Linked DNA regions of Homo sapiens: region 2 is linked to region 1. The links are chromatin loops, found by intact Hi-C in ENCODE. Cell type or tissue: GM12878. All regions are shown on one strand.

Region 1 (5,000 bases):
CAGTGCCGGAGCTCAGGGCCTCGGCTGAGGCCCAGGCTCCCGCACACAGGCACCACGTCCCCACAGGCAGGGCCGGTGAAGCTGGGGCATCACGACCACGCCTGAGGTACAAGCCTGGCAGCGGCTTCATGGCTCACACCACACAACCCAACAGGGTTGGCCTTGGCCTGGGCAGCCGTTGGGGAAGGGGCTCTGTGGGCAGACGGCATCCCAGACCCACTTTTGCCCTCTCAAGCCTGAGAGCCCCCATTCCTCGCAGTCCCGTCTCAGGAAAACCCCAGTTGTCACTGGCACCGGCAAGGCCCTGGAGAATCTCCCCTGCCTTTCCAACCAGAGCTCTCCCCCTTGCCCCTCAGTCCTCCTCCTCTGGCGCACAGCCTCCGTGCTGCCCCTGCCCGAGTACCACTGTCGCAGCTCCATGAAGGCCACGCTCAACTGCCACGCTCCCTGCCGCCTCCGTTTCTTCCTCAGCACTTGCTGTGTTATTGTCTGACGCCCCTGCCAGAAGGTAAGCTCCCTAAGGGCTGTGATTTTTTTAATCTGTTTTGTCCACTGACAAATACCCAGCACTTAATACATGGCACTCAGTAGGTGCTCAATAAACAATGGCAGGGACCAGGTGTGGTCATGCATGCCTGTAATCCCAGTGCTTTGGGAGGCTGAGGACAGAAGATTGCTTAAGGCCAGGAGTTAGAGGATGCAGTGAGCCGTGATTGCACCAGCAACAAAGCAAGGCCCTGCCTCTACAAGAAACTTTTTTTTTTTTTTTGAGACGGAGTCTTGCTCTGTCACCCAGGCTGGAGTGCAGTGGCGCGATCTCGGCTCACTGCAACCTTCGCCTCCTGGGTTCAAGCAAGTCTCATGCTTCAGCCTCCTGAGTAGCTGGGATTACAGGCGCCCGCCACCACACCCGGCTAATTTTTGTATTTTAAGTAGAGACGGGTTTCACCATGTTGGTCAGGCTGGTCTCGAACTCCTGACCTTGTGATCCTCCTGCCTTGGCCTCCCAAAGTGCTGGGATTACAGGTGTGAGCCACTGTGCCCTGCCTCTACAAAAAACTTTTAAAGGGAGCCAGGTGTACCGCACGTACCTATAATCCCAGCTACACAGGAGGCTGAGGTGGGAGGACTCCTTGAGGCCAGGAATTCAAGGCTGCAGTGAGCTGTGATCATACCACTACACTCCAGCCTGGGCAACAGAGCAAGACCCCGTTTCTTAAAAAAAGTTTTAATTGCATGAATGAATGAATGGGCCCTGTACCTAGCTCCCAGTAAGTGTTCAATAGATGCCAGCTATTGTTATTTCTCCCATTAAATCTTCTATTTTTTCTGTGCTTGCAACTTCCCTCTGGCTTTTTTGGTTTTGGCTGCTGCTCCCACCCTCGGTCAGCTGTCAAATCTCACCTTATGTTGCAAATACAAGCGTTTTGCCTACCCTCTGCCATTGCCGCCACCCTGGTGGGGGTCCCCTTAGCTCTCATCTGATGATGACAGCCCCACTCCCTGCCGTCCAGTCTACTCGGCCACCTTCACAGCACAGACCTCAGAGCAGGGCAGGGTTGGGAGAAGTGACGTGCTAAGGAGTGGGCACGTTCTTAGAAGCTGTGCTCTGGGGGTTTCACGGCCTCCCTGGAGTCTGTCCATGGAACATGCAGTAAGGCTGCCACATCACTTCTCTTCAAAACCTCTCAAGTGCTCATCTCTGCTTAAGTGACAAGTCATGACCCAGCCTGAAAGTACGTCTGACTTAACTTCCACGCTTCCTAGGCAAACTCAACTACTCACTGTAGCTTTTTTTTTTCTTTTTTTTTTCAAGACATAGTCTCACTCTGTTCCCCAAGCTGGAGTGCAGTGGTACAATCTCAGCTCACTGCAACCTCCGCTTCCCGGGTTCAAACAATTCTCTACCTCAGCCTCCCAAGTAGCTGGGATTACAGGCACCCGCCACCCCGCCTGGCTAATTTTTATATATTTTTTTTAGTAGAGACGGGGTTTCACCATCTTGGCTAGGGTGGTCTTGAACTCCTGACCTCATGATCCACCTGCCTTGGCCTCCCAAAGTGCTGGGATTACAGGCGTGAACCACTGCACCCAGCCTCACTGTAGCATTTATAGCCGCTGGGCTTTTGCTTAAAAGATGGCCATTCCCTCTTCCCAGTTTCCAAGGAACCAAACATACCCAACCCCCAAGGCCCAGCTCAATTGGAGCTGCAGCCCCAAAGTTTTCCTGATTCCCTGCAGAGCAGAGCACCCAGCTCCTCCAGCACCTCATCACTCCCCCAGCACCGAATCTGTGCCTCGCTCGTTCCCGAAGCTTATCCACCTTGCTTCAGTTACGGACACGTCCTCTCTCCCTCTGGCCACCAGCCGAGTAGCAACAGGAATCTTTCCTGATCCGTCTGTGTCCAGCCGAGTGAACGGACTCACCAAAGAAACCCCGGCAGCCAGAGCCTCTACCTTGCCCCTCTTTCCAGGCTCGCCAGGGACTAGATTCACAGTCCCTGTCACCTGCAGGCTAAGTGAACTGCCATGATCACTTTTGCAGGTGCCACTTGAGTCAACCCCGGTTTCTCAGTCTAGAGGCAAAGGCCGGCATGGAGAAGAGCGAGAGAAAAACACCAGGGCAGACTGGGGCTACAGTCACCCCCACAGCAGTGCTGACAGCAGAGCTGTGCCTGTCCACTCCTGCCCTTCCTGGACCTTCCCAAAGGGATCTGGGGTTTCTCCTCAGTTCAGGGCGAGCCAGAAGATATGCTGGCTGGATTAGAAGGCAGAGACATTCTCAGACACCTCCCCCCACCCCCCACCCCCACCCCCACCCCGGTCTAGTGGGGAACTCCAGCCACGTCCTCAAGCACCTGATCTAAGACAGGCGGGAGGCAGAAGGCTGGGTCAGCTGTTGGTCTCCCCCACAGCCACCAGAGGGCAGTGCAACCCTTGAGCTTGGAAGGCCTGGACCAGGGTCCGGGGATCCCTGCAGGCTTTCAGGGCAGGGATTCTACCTGCGTCAGAATCCTCTGGGCAGTCTCCCGCCCTAAAACAGCCTGATGCAGGCAGCTGGAGTAGGGCCCAAGGCCTGCATTTGGAAAAGGTTTCTCGTGTAATTCCAATGTGCACACTACTGAAAGCCAGCGTCGCAGGGCTGGATCTGGAAGTGGGTGAGCCTCCACTCGCCCCCAGCCTCCACTCGGGACAGCCCCTGTCCATAGAAGCAGCCCCTTGGCAAAGGGGAGTGGAGCTGGAGGCTGGAGGAGAGTGCAGGGATCAGCAACAGGAAAGGTGAACAGTCTGGAAACCATGGTGACCTGGAGTCAGTGCCCTACAGTGGGAGGGCGGCTGAGGCCCACCTCAAGAAGGGGCCTGGCCCCATGTCCCAGTGGTAACATGGCCACAAGCTGTGTGATCTGGAGCTAGTCATTTACCCTTTGCTGGACCTGGGTTTCCTCACCTGGAAATGAGGTTCCAAATACTTCTGTGTTCTTGTATAGGTAATCACGGAGCATAATGTATGAAAGGAAATATGTCAGGTATAGACAGTGCAAAAGTCACTGTGAAACCAGTGGGCCTCAATCAATGGGACAGTCAGCCAGGCCTGCTTGGGGAGGCAGGGGCCGCACCGGTAGTGCCACCTGGGGGCTTTGCCCAGACCCAGCAATGCCCAGACCAACCAATCAGAATCTCTGGAGGTGAGATGCAGGCACCAGCATTTAAAGCTCCAGGTCCTTGAAATGATACAAGGCCAAGTGTGAGAACCCCTTGGGTTATATAATCCAGACAAGTGGTCTGCAATCTTTGTATCAGAATCACATTTGGAAAATTGGATAAAAACACCATTCTATGTTGGTCCAGACAAGGGACTCAAGACCAGTACATGAGATTCTGTCTCAACAGAAAGGAAGAACTTTCTAACAGAGTCACCCAAAAATGGTAGGCAGTGAGTTCAGCAGCACTGGAGGGAATCAAGTAGAGACCAGTCAAGTGATTAAGTGATACCAGCGTACGTGGCAGCTGAAACTGCAGAGGCAGAGTGATCCCGGGGGTCCCTTCCAGCCCTGAGGCTCCCTGAATGTTACTGGCGACAGAGAAGCCCAGCTTTGGGGAAGGAGGTGGGGCCGGCCGCCTACCTGCCTCTATTCTTCCCAAGCGGGAGTGGCTGCTGCGGTTGCCATCAGTCTGCAGCTCATCGTAGCCCTCCCACTGGGGAGCCAGCACTGGCAGCTCGTGGCCCAGTGCGTCCAGCTCTCTGCGGAAGCTGTTGTCAGAACAGCTTTGGAGGAAGCCAAACACCAGTAGGTTTGTGATGCACTCATCCCTGAGGCTGGAACCGTTGTTGACCTGAGGGGAAAGGGGAGTCAGGAAGCCGGGACTTCAGCCAGGCCAGAGGCCCCTCCTGCAAAGAGCTCCAGTTGCAGCTGGCCCAAAGAGCCTCACAGGTCCCAGAGAGCTGAGGGACCCTGTGGGCTGGAGGGCCCTGCAGGAGGTCTCAACAGGCAGAGGCAAGGTCTGCAGCCACAGCTTTAAGCAGCACTGCCCGTAGATGGCAGGGAGCGAGCCCCGACTCTGCAGAAAGGGATTCCTCTGCAGAGGAATCTGCTGGACCTCCTGAAACACGCGGCTGGGGAGCTTCCCACTAGGTGAGAAGGCCACAGGCTGTTCCGGGGAGGCGAGCGAGTGTCATGCGGGCATCATCCGCCATCCTGTGCTGGCACGCTTTCTTCAAGTTCCCCTGCAGGCTTCAGCAATCTGAGCCCACCTTTCCTGGCTGTGCTTCCAACAGGCGGAGCCTCTTTCCGCTCATCTCCTTCACGGGCTCAGGAGGGTATTGGGCAGATGGAAGATTTTCAGTAACTACTGCGGAGTGGTGACCACAGCTGGGCACCTGCCTTTGGCCAAGCTTGGTTTACTTTGGGTGGGTGTGTCCTTAATCCGAATCCCACAGGGAGTGGTGGCACTGGCTCCTGCTCTACCCAGAGGGGCTGGGCTCTTGGCCGGCAGCTCTC
Region 2 (5,000 bases), 54 kb after region 1:
CAGCACGGAACTGAACGAGAGCAGATCCAGCTCTGGCAGCATCACAGAGGGGGCGGGGGGCCAGAGCCACAGTGTGGATTCCTCCAAGAGGGATGATGTGTTCCCTACACAATGATGGCAGCACTCGGGCCACAGGGCCCTCCTGCCTCTACTCCTTATCAGGAGGGCAGTGGCATCTGGGTTGTCATACCGGGGCCTTTGGGGCCTTGGGCCCCCTCCTCAAAGCCCCTGGATAGGTCTGCCTGGCTCTGAGACAGACTGCATTCAATAAGTGGCCAACATGGCTTCCAGGCTTGCAGGTGACAACCTGGGGTCACCTCCCAGACCCACGTGGAATCCTCTAAGATGTCACCACAGGTATGTGCCTGAGGCAAAGCTGGCCTTGACAAGTGCAGGGCAAGGAGGGGCCTCTGAGTCTGTGGGGGCAGCACGCCATCCGGTGACGGGCCTCCAGGACGCTCACACCTGCGCTCCTTCAAATTCTGAGCCAGGACAATTTTGGGGAAATGTACAAACACAGAGGTGACTTCCACCCGTCCGTGTCACTGTCCCCTCTCTCCCCCAGGAACAGGGAGAGCCAACCACCCCCTTTCCTTCTGGCCCTTCTATGGCTGTGCAGGGACCCCATGCTGCAGCTGGGGGCTGTCACACTCTGGATTGTGAGACCAAAGGGGTGAGCTGACAGGACACGCCAAAACTTACAGGAACGATGCTGGGAGGAGTGCTGACGGGGCATCGAGAGACAGTGTGCAGAGAGACATCTCTAGATCTGGGGTCTGATGGCTACTCAAGGACGAGGGAGAGGAGTTTGGCAAGGGACCATCACAGAACCACAGAGCACACACAGGGACAACAGAGCCCAGGAAGACACGGGGCCTCGGCCCGCGGGGAGGGCAGTGTGTGGTTTACAGAGAGAACAGGGTTGAAGAAATGGCCTTGTTTTACTCAACAGAAGGCCAACAAGACAAAGAGCTGGCTGAGAGGCCGCTCAGCGGTGCAGCTGCATGAATACAGGTGTTTTCTGTCTTTGAACCCTTCCAGCGTGGCGTACCTTGGGCACACTGAATCTGCTATTGGGTACAACTTCAAAACCAAAGCCAGGGACAGTGTGCATGCGTGTGAAATGCTGAGTGTACCCAATGTGCTAAGCACACACGGCACAGCCGGCCGAATGCATGGGTACGAGGGAGGATTTCTTTCCTCAACAATACACTCTGCCTTACAGCCGACCTACAGTCAACCTCGGCTTCAAAGTGTAGTCTGTCTTCAGGCTTGGAACACCTGGATGAATCCCATCAAATACGTCAGTGAACAGTCCCTGCCACCTCCTGGGACTGGTGTCACAGGTGAATAGGCCATGCTGTGGAGCGGAACAGCGCCCATGTGATACACAACCAAACACATCCAAAAGGAAGAGGCAGGCGCCTGCACGGGTAATAATTACAACACGTGTTTCTGCTTTCTGGACAGCACAAAATACAGCTTTCAGCTGTTTTTATGTAGGCCACATCCTCATACGCCCTTCCCAACACAGAGAACAATATAACAGAATACTGGGAACAGAATTAGGAAATGAAATTAGAAAAAGGGAGCATCAGGTAAAGCAAGCATTTAAAGAAGCCAAAAAGGCTTTCTCCTAGCAAGAGGCAGAAGCGCGTGTGAGCGGCCGGCGAGTCCGAGCTGCGCTGCGGGGCCGCTACCTTCGGACTTCCCTGTACGCTCCACACTTCCACAACGGGCGAGGCTACTTTTATAATCAGAAAAAATGCCCAATCAATACAATTTTCAAAAGAAGAAGTGGAAGGGAAAAACCAATCCAACAAGGGGAGTTCCACCTGACTGGAACCTGACTGAGCATGCATGGGGCGGGGGTGGGGGGTTTATAGTAAATGCTTTGCCTTTTAGGGGGATGTAAGAAATAGAAGACTTGGTTCACTGGTTCTAAGAACAAAGATGCTGTCAAGCTTCTGGCAAATGGAAGTTTTTTGGTTTTTCTCAACATCAGGGTAACGGGTTTCCATCTGTTGCTAACAGGTGCTATAATTTACCACTTCTCAAAGCACTCCTGCGTGCCCTGGGCGCTGGCCACCCCTCCTGAGCTCCCGAGCAGTGAGCGGGTCCTGGTCAGAGGACCCCTCCTCCCTGGAGCACTCTGCTGCGTCTCCAACACTCGGGGGCACATCTGCTCCATCTTTCCCTCTGAAGCAGCACTTCCTTTGGACGTGTGACCCAGGGGTGGCTCTTTAGTGCCACTCGCTTGACACCTGGCGGGCAGGCAGTGCCTGTCACCAAATTTCAAAAAGCAACAGTACACCACCAGGGAGTGAGGCCTGTCCAGAGCAGCGCATGAGATGGGCACGGATGGCACTCTCCGGCTTCAGGGCGCCCTCGCATGCACCACCCACGTGATCCTCACACCGGCCAGGTGTGGCTGCCAGGATGGGCAAATTCAAATGAGGGTTCTGAGGCTCAACGGAGTTAAGTGTGGCAGAGCCTGGAAAAGAAGCCAAATCTTCTTGCCCACTCTGAACTCAGAGCTTTCCCTCTTCAACACAGGCTCCAGGCAAATGTAACAAATGCTGGCGTCTCAGGCAGCTCAAGGAAGAGCAGTCCCACAGACCCTGATCAGAATGTCACACCTGGAAGGGAGGCCCGATGTCCCTTCCTGCCTCGTCTTCTGAAGAGGCCCTGAGAGGGTAAGTAGAGTCTGTTTTGTCTGTGCCTGGGGAGACAGTGAAGGCAGGACCTGAATCCAGGCCTGGCCTTCCTAAGTCGGGGTACCCCCTACACTACCACCTGGCCCTTGGCGCACCCGAGCACCTCACTCCAGGCCCTGCCTCTCATGGGCCCAAGACCCAGTGTGGGGTAGAATGGCCAACAGTGTGGGGGAAAGAGTGGCCAGCTGTAGGGCAGGTCCCCTTCTCTGTACTTGTACTTCTATATTCCCACCTTCTCTCCAACCAAGACTCTTCACCTTGGCACACTGCATCAAGAAGACACCCGGGCAGCTGGAAAAACAAGCAAGCAGATGAGCCCACACACTGAACCTAGATGGTCATCTGGAAGGCAGGCAGGGCCTACCTTAGTCCTTCTGGTACTCGAAATCCAAGAGCCATAGCCCTGAGACTGGGGAGCAGAGGCTTGAGTGCCTTGCTCACAAGGATTAGTGAGGATGCGGTCAGAAAGCTCGGAGGTACGGGGGCTCACACCTGTGATCCCAGCACTTTGGGAGGTGAGGGTGAGATGACTGCTGAACCCAGGAGTTCGAGACCAGCCTGGGCAATGCAGTGAGACCCCGTCTCTACAACAATTAGCTGGGTGTGGTAGTGTGAGTATCTATAGTCCCAGCTACTCAGGAGGCTACGGTGGGAGGGCTGCTTGAGCCCGGGAGGTCAAGGCTGCAGAGAGCCGTGACTGCACCACTGCACTCCAGCCTGGGTGAGTGAGACCCTATCTCTAAAAAATAAATAAATAAGTAATAATAGCCCAGAGGGGCCAAGACAAAGGCCCAACTCTGTTCATAGCCCGACAACCACCAGTGACAATCTGTGTGGCGGTGGGTGCTGGCTTGATGCTCTGCATTTCCGACTCAATCATTCAATTCTGCCTGGTTCTATTTGACCCACTGGCTTCTACATGGATGCTGATATCAAAAACAGCAATATCATACATGAATCATGGCCTGTGGTAAGGATGATGCGGGAGACTACTAATTTATGCCAGAAATGTTTACTGAGCACCCCAAACGCACCGGCCACCAACGCTAACCACGTGGCAGCCAGCAGAGGACGCAGAGGTGGGCACAGCCACAGCGGGCAGGCACGTCGGCGGGCCGTCCTCCAGGCCTGCTGGACAACTGGCCCCGGGGACCTGCCTCATCTTGGTATCCACCTCTGCCCACTAGACAGGCTCCCAGCTCCCCCTGGTTGGACAAAGGCACCATCACCACAGAGCTGGGGAGGTCCCTAAAGCAGTGTCCAGCAGACCAAAAGAGGGCCAATGAGGGAGACTTCTAGAGCCCAGAGGCCCCAGCCTGGAATGCTGCATTTCCCCAGGGAACACGGGTTAGGTCCTGGAGTGTCACCAGACTAGTACCACACACAGAGGTGTAATGAGGAAAATGGGCTTTTTATGAGCCGAGCCACCATTTACAACTCTATTTCCACGTGAAAATACAGAATCCCAAATAATCAGCTTGCAAGCGTTTTAGAATACCAGACTTTCAAGAGGTGGAGGCTGGCCCCACACCCTCCCTTCTGATATGCTGTTGTGTGTTTCACGCACACAGAAACTCTGTAGAGCCCCAAGGTTAACGTCTTCCCCTTTCAGCCACACTTTTGGAACATCCTGCGTAGATAGAGATCATTTTTGGTTTTCAGTTCCCTTTGGTCTCTGAGGATCACGCTCCAAGGCGTCAGGGACAGGAAAGAGGCTCGCTTATTCTCAGGCATATTTTGAGGCTCCACTTTCCTGCCTCTCTGGGCAGCCACGTGCAGCCCTTAGCTTACCAGGGTGGACTCTCTGGACTCTCATTTCTCACACTTGTTTTGGCGGTGATGCCACTATATTTACTGCTAACTATAGTACCACTATAAATAATAACATAAATATTATAATGATAAATAGTGTTGGAGCAATGCCTTTTTTTTTTTTTTTTTTGAGACAGAGTCTCCCTCTGTCACCCAGGCTGGAGTGCAGTGGCGCGATCTCGGCTCACTGCAAGCTCCGCCTCCCGGGTTCACGTCATTCTCCTGCCTCAGCCTCCTGAGTAGCTGGGACTACAGGCGCCCGCCACCACACCCGGCTAATTTTTTGTATTTTTAGTAGAGATGGGGTTTCACCATGTTAGCCAGGATGGTCTCGATCTCCTGACCTTGTGATCTGCCCGCCTCGGCCTCCCAAAGTGCTGGGATTACAGGTGGGAGCCACCGTGCCCGGCCAGAGCAATGCCTTTTTATTGAACTCCTGTCGGAGACACCAAAGAGCTTTTGTCACCTTTT

What was found. A loop is a pair of places that touch in the nucleus more often than their neighbours do. Peaks named below come from ENCODE experiments on the same cell type or tissue, not always from the same donor. Only the 100,000 strongest peaks of a DNase experiment are listed, where the experiment ranks them.
Region 2: a loop joins it to region 1, with 9 times the contacts of the local background. A loop is called at or near these places in 44 of 110 quality-filtered maps.

What each region holds. Positions count from the first base shown.
Region 1 is chr22:17,739,679-17,744,678 of GRCh38, forward strand. It overlaps BID (BH3 interacting domain death agonist), which reads right to left. Exons shown (of 6, transcript NM_001196.4): 3 at 4,125-4,335. Among named protein-coding and RNA genes, the nearest start is that of MIR3198-1, 22 kb to the right of the region's middle. RefSeq lists a silencer at 2,745-3,039 and an enhancer at 4,617-5,000. In GM12878, a CTCF peak has its summit at 2,923 (motif pointing right); a DNase peak (open chromatin) is centred at 2,793; H3K27ac peaks cover 561 bases.
Region 2 is chr22:17,794,033-17,799,032 of GRCh38, forward strand. All of the region lies in intron 29 of MICAL3 (microtubule associated monooxygenase, calponin and LIM domain containing 3), which reads right to left. Among named protein-coding and RNA genes, the nearest start is that of LINC00528, 19 kb to the left of the region's middle. RefSeq lists enhancers at 433-932, 1,550-1,659, 1,780-1,849, 4,140-4,189. In GM12878, a CTCF peak has its summit at 2,265; DNase peaks (open chromatin) are centred at 1,909 and 4,359; H3K4me3 peaks cover 2,448 bases; H3K27ac peaks cover 4,668 bases.